2 separate regions of the Homo sapiens genome follow, and region 1 is linked to region 2. A link is a loop called in an ENCODE intact Hi-C map of the cell type or tissue named here. Cell type or tissue: pancreas. All regions are shown on one strand. Each heading gives the region's core, and the rest is flanking DNA. Links, peaks and the distances in the headings are about the cores only. Region 1 overlaps GLIS3 (GLIS family zinc finger 3). Region 2 overlaps GLIS3 (GLIS family zinc finger 3).

The links. Hi-C counts contacts between places; a loop is a spot of excess contacts. Peaks named below come from ENCODE experiments on the same cell type or tissue, not always from the same donor. Only the 100,000 strongest peaks of a DNase experiment are listed, where the experiment ranks them.
Region 1: it touches region 2 in a loop (5-fold over the local background); 1 of 110 quality-filtered maps calls a loop at or near these places.

Annotation. Positions count from the first base shown.
Region 1 is chr9:4,179,911-4,182,720 of GRCh38, reverse strand. All of the region lies in intron 2 of GLIS3 (GLIS family zinc finger 3), which reads left to right. Among named protein-coding and RNA genes, the nearest start is that of GLIS3-AS2, 120 kb to the left of the region's middle. In pancreas, for the core only: no CTCF peak of the experiment used is centred there; a DNase peak (open chromatin) is centred at 1,610.
Region 2 is chr9:4,243,633-4,246,442 of GRCh38, reverse strand. All of the region lies in intron 2 of GLIS3 (GLIS family zinc finger 3), which reads left to right. Among named protein-coding and RNA genes, the nearest start is that of GLIS3-AS2, 54 kb to the left of the region's middle. In pancreas, for the core only: no CTCF peak of the experiment used is centred there; no DNase peak of the experiment used is centred there.

The DNA.
Region 1 (2,810 bases), core at 142-2,641, 64 kb after region 2:
CAATGATCTCATATATTATCTTGTGTTTTATTCCTTTATTGGGAGAACCATGACTCATGGAGATCTTGCCCATATAAAAGAGGAAGATGAAGAGTGAGTGCGATTGAATCTCTTTCCCTGTGAACATTCTCCAAGATGTTTGTGGTGATACCCACAACTCCCCATGCTTTCTCATCATCTTTTCTCAGTTTTTAATCCATTTTTCAATTCAACCTCTGCCCTATACTGTCACTGATGATAAAATATCCCCGACAGTGTGGAGAAGTTTCAGGTTTTCTATACATAGTGTTCCATAATTTATTACCCTACCTGGTTAAGATTTGGGGAAAATCAGGTATTTCTCAAAGCCATGCAGGCAATTTAAGAGTGTTGAAGGAGTACGGACGACACCACTGTAGAGTGATGAGGACTGTGGCAGAACTGAAGAATACATGCCCCATCTGAAGGGATTCACATTCCAAAAAAATTTTTTACACACTACTGCTCAGTTAAACTATTTGTCTACAGAACTCAGCCAGATGGCACCAATTTGAAAACTCAGATCAAAATGAACAATAACGTTAACAAACCCCAAAGGAAAAAACGGTCCTTATAGGAACCATTTTATTCTTTGCTTGTCTTCTCGTTGGCATGTAATAGCTCAACATAGGTGTACTTAAAGAATGGATGCATTTGCATCTTCATAAAGCTATACTTGCTTTATCAGTTGTCTACTGTTGCTTAACATCCACCCTGAAACTTAGTGGCTAATACGTGTTTATTATTTCTCACAATTCTGTGGGTTGACTGAGTGCTTCTTATGGTCTGGGCTAACTCGGTTGGGGCTGGATGGCATAGGATAGCTTCACCTATCTGGGCCCTTAGCTTGGATAATTGGAACGGGGTCTGTCTCTGTGTGACCCCTCAGTCTCAAGGATGCTAGCCTAGACTTCTTTGCCTAGTGATCACAGGACTCCCAGCAGCAATAAGCTCCAATGCTCAAGCGTTTTTCAAGTCCCTTCCTCTGCATCATTAGCCAAAGCAAGACTCACAGTGAAGTACGGCTTCAAAGAATATATAGATAGATTCCACCTCTCAGTGTGAGGAATAGCAAAGTCACTTGCATGTGCATGGCAGACTGTACAGTACTTTTAGCTTCTATAAGGAAAGAGGGCTGGGCTTGGTGGGAAAATTTCTAAATATAGGAAGGAGGTGATGATGATGGTCAAGCAAGAAGGACAGATGTCCACTATAGTGCCTTTGGGTCCCACCCCTCTGTGTAAGCCAGCATGGCAGTAGCAGACTAGATGCCATGGAGCACAGTCATTCTGGACTACCTGGCTGTTACCAGCAGGGAAGCAGAGTTCAGAGAGATCAGGAGGAGTAGGAAAGGGAGCCAAGTGGCTGGGATGGGTCTGAGGATGGTTCCTGTGAACGACGGAAGACCAGAAATAAAAAGTGTCTGCATGAGGCGAGTGCTGTCCATGGTCAGCCCTAGTGTCCAGCAGATGGGTGGGGCCTGGCCAATACCTATGGAACTTTAAAGGAGCATCTCTGAATGATGCTTGCAGAGAGGAGCTATGCCTGAAGCCCTTCTCATTACCATCAGGCAAAAGCATTCTGAGGAGCTGGCTGGCTGCCAGGCATCTGCTCATCTTAGAGTACGAATGACATGCCTGTGCCTGGAAGTTTGACTCAGCTCATCTTACCTGTCTGAGGTGGACACCTTGCTTCAACATCCAAGGGCATTTGTTAGCCCCTTGTTCCCCACCTCCAAAATAGAGTCACATTCAGGATGCCCAGGGAGATGGTGGCAGTCATGGAGCAAAAGGGACCTGTACTTGGGTGGGACCTATACTTGGGACCAGCACCTGTGCTTGGGTGGATCGGAGCAAAACCAGTTTGAGATTTTATTGACTGGTATTTTGCCCTCTGCTACACCGCCGCTCCTCAGTTTGGGATGGTGGTGGACTTACCTCTAGTTTGTGACTGTCCAATTTATAACTCTTACATATGTAAAATAAAATCAATGCACAAGAATTGGGGGTTTGGCTTGCATATAAGATAGAAGGATTTTATGCTACCCCCTTTTAAGATCTGCTGTTCTCTCATGGAGCAGGATGGACACAATCCTCAGATTAAAATTGGAAAGAGAAAGTTTACAGAAACTAAATATTTCTGATGATAGGCCTCATACTTGGTGAGTGCCAACTATGTGTGATACTGGGCAGTATGTCACAAAGGGTGTTTCATTTAATCCCAAAATAGCCGTAAAAAATTATGTGGGGGCATCCTTGCTGATGAGGAAACAGAGGCTCAGAGCAGCTAAACAGCCCAAGCCTGCCCATTGAGCTAGGAAGAGGCAGAGAGGCTTTGTTCTTCCTATTGTGGTATACTTCCTCTTGCGACTAAATTGGTGAGCAGGGTTGGAAGAATGTGAATGGGGTAGGATCATTGCTGACCTAGGACCGGAGTAGCTTTGGAGATCATGCCGGTGGGAAACTGTCCCATACTCTTTGTTCCCAAGTCTCTCCAGTCCCCATCTCCTCTCCTTGTGCATGGACCGCCTGAAACCCTCATTCTGTTCTCTATCCTAGGACCTCTATCACTGCCCCTCACTGACTCTCCCCAGCTCAGCCTTGACATAGGTAACCATTGATAACTTAGAGGTGGCGGAGTCTCTAAGTCAGGTATCCGTCAAATGGCATAAACAATGTGTAGGAGATCCAAGAAGGTGATGCAGGCTCATGGAGAAATATCAAGTTTGAATTTCCAGCCTACTTTTTCATAAAAATGCTGTTAACGCGGCTAGAAATTAATTTTTTTTTTTT
Region 2 (2,810 bases), core at 117-2,616:
AATATCTTACCTTAAACAAGATCCTGAGAAGTCTACTTCCTGTCTACATTCTTGGGAATATCAGTGGCCTGTTTCTTCCTCTGGGCAGTGACTAACTTCATATAAGTTGATTTGTGTATGCAAAGGCTCTTCATTGCTGATCAGCAAAAGCATCACTAACCATTTAAATGAAATAGTTATTTAAAATTGTGTTTAATTTGTTTCTTTTGAGACTGGGTTATGAGACTGGATAATTTTTGTATTTGTGGTAGAGACAGGGTTTCATCATGCTGTCCAGGCTGGCCTTGAACTACTTGCCTCAGCCTCCCAAAGTGCTGGGATTACAGGCATGAGCCACCGTGCCTGGCCTGAAATAGGTATTTTAAGAGGGTTTATTGCTTCTTAGCCTCATGAATGAAATGGGTCCTACTCACAATGGATGTTTCCTTTTCTGGCAGATAGAGGAGGTAGAAACACAGCCGAGAATTACTTTTCTCTGATTTTATGTAGTTTGCTAAGACAGTCTGAAAAAATAAAAATAAATACCGGAGGAAATAATAGAAGATATGAAAGACCAGCAAAACTTGTGAGATTTACCTACTTTGCTAGTCAGTTGAAATTCTGTGTTCAGGCCAACCTTGCATCAATACAGGGCACTTTATTATTATTATTGTTTTTAATTGACACATAGTAACTACATATTTATGGGATATAGTGGTATTTATATACCTGTATATAATGTGTAATGATCAAATCAGGATAATTAGCGTATCCATCACCTCAAACATTGAAAATTATATCAGTTTTCAAAACAATCCTTTCTCCGTGCCATTGGAGTCTAAGGGAGTTGCTTGTTTGTTTCCATTGTTCTTTACTCACTCATTTAAGAAAAACGTATTTAGCATCCACTGCACATCCTTACATTTATATAGCTCTTCGCATTTTTCAAATTGCCTTTCTAATATTGTCTACGTTGTTTCCTGTACATACACCATGAAGTAAGTAGGTCTAGTGTTATGGTTCCTGTTTTATAACATGTAGAACCTGAAAATTGCTTATAATTGAAATTTGGCAAAGTGATGAGTTCGCACCCGAATTTGGGTCTTCCGATTCCTAGGCAACTGTGACTTTTACCTTTTGTAAAACACTTGATCCCGTGTGGAATGCTGAGGGCTGTGGACCACAACAGTCTCTTCTCTGAAAGACATAATAATAATCATTGTGGGTTTGAGGCCACATACCTACAAAAACAATAGAATCCCTCTAAACCAACATGATCTGGACTGATTGTTGCTCAGATCATTAAGAAAACATGGTTCAAGTGGGACGTCATAAATCTGTGATACATACATACCTAGACACGTTACAGCAACTTAGAGCATCTAGATGTGTATTTATTTACCAGTCTTTTGATGTAGAACCAAGATCTTTTATTTGATTAAGGATCTTCTTGGGGTCTACATCAATCATTTTTTCTTGGATAACTCTTCTATAATTTAAAAGTATTCTTTAACGTAGAATGAGAACTTAAAAATATTTGTAAACCACTCTTGAGTGTAGAATCATTTTAGATTTAAAAATTCCTTGTGGTCAGGCATGGTGGCTTACACCTGTAATCTCAGCATTTTGGGAGGCTGAGGCGGGTGGATCACCTAAGGCCAGGAGTTCGAGACCAGCCTGGCCAGCATGGTTGAAACCCTATCTCTACTAAAAATACAAAAATTAGCTGGGTGTGGTGGCGGACACCTCTAATCCCAGCTACTCAGGAGGTTGAGGCAGGAGAATCACTTGAACCCAGGAGGTAGAGGTTGCAGTGAGCCAAGATTGCACCATTGCATTCCAGCCTGGGTGGCAAGAGCAAAACTCCGTCTCAAAAAAAAGAAAAAAAATTCCTTGAGATCTTTAACAGATATCTACCTCACATCTGATTCAGCAGCAGTTTTAAAAAAGCAGTTCACCTTAAAAAAACTCTTTCCAATGTAGTTTTCAGAATAAACAACCTGCTTTCTTTTTGTACTCATTTTATGTAATATTTAATTAAATTATGTAAATACTAACAGCATACGCCTGTCATAAGCATGTCTGACATTAACAGGTTTGGGAACAAACACAATGACTCTTGGTAAGTATCCAAGTCAATTGTTAGGAGCTGAAGTACACTGACATATTAGAAAGTAACTTCCTAGCCAAGTGTATTTACTGTGCCATGTACGTTTCACACAGGCAATGAAGGACATGAGCTATTCTGGTGAGTTGATTGAGAGATTTAGCTGCAATTTAATCTACAGGTGCATGTAACACTAAAGAGGTACAGAGTACGGATGAGCTGAGGTGGCCCTGAAGGATTTATGGAAGGCTTGGAATGTTAGTTAGGGCTGGAAAGATGAGTGGAATTCAGAAAGGAAATTTTAAGTGTTTGTATGCACGTATGTGCATGGGGGTTGAGGCGAGAGTAAGGAGAAGGCAGGGAATGGCCAGATGTTCTCAGCAAGGGAAAGAAGTTCATTTTGTTGTAATACAAAAAAGTGGAATAGTCATGTAGACCCTGCTCTATTCCACATCCTCTTCTAAGCTCCACCTCATGAAGGAAATCTTCCTGTACCAGGTGGGTTAGGTGGGGATTTTGATTTACTTCCTAATGTAAATCATTGTGGTAGTTACAAACTCGACAGCTGTTTAGCCTCCCACCTTCAACGTGGATTACACCTAATCCATTCCAGGCAGATGAGAGGCTACACTATTTTAAGAAAACTGCCAGGGAGGCATTTTGATTTTCCTTAGTGATCCACAATGATGTTCTGACACTCTGTAATAACCCTTCACATATTTGA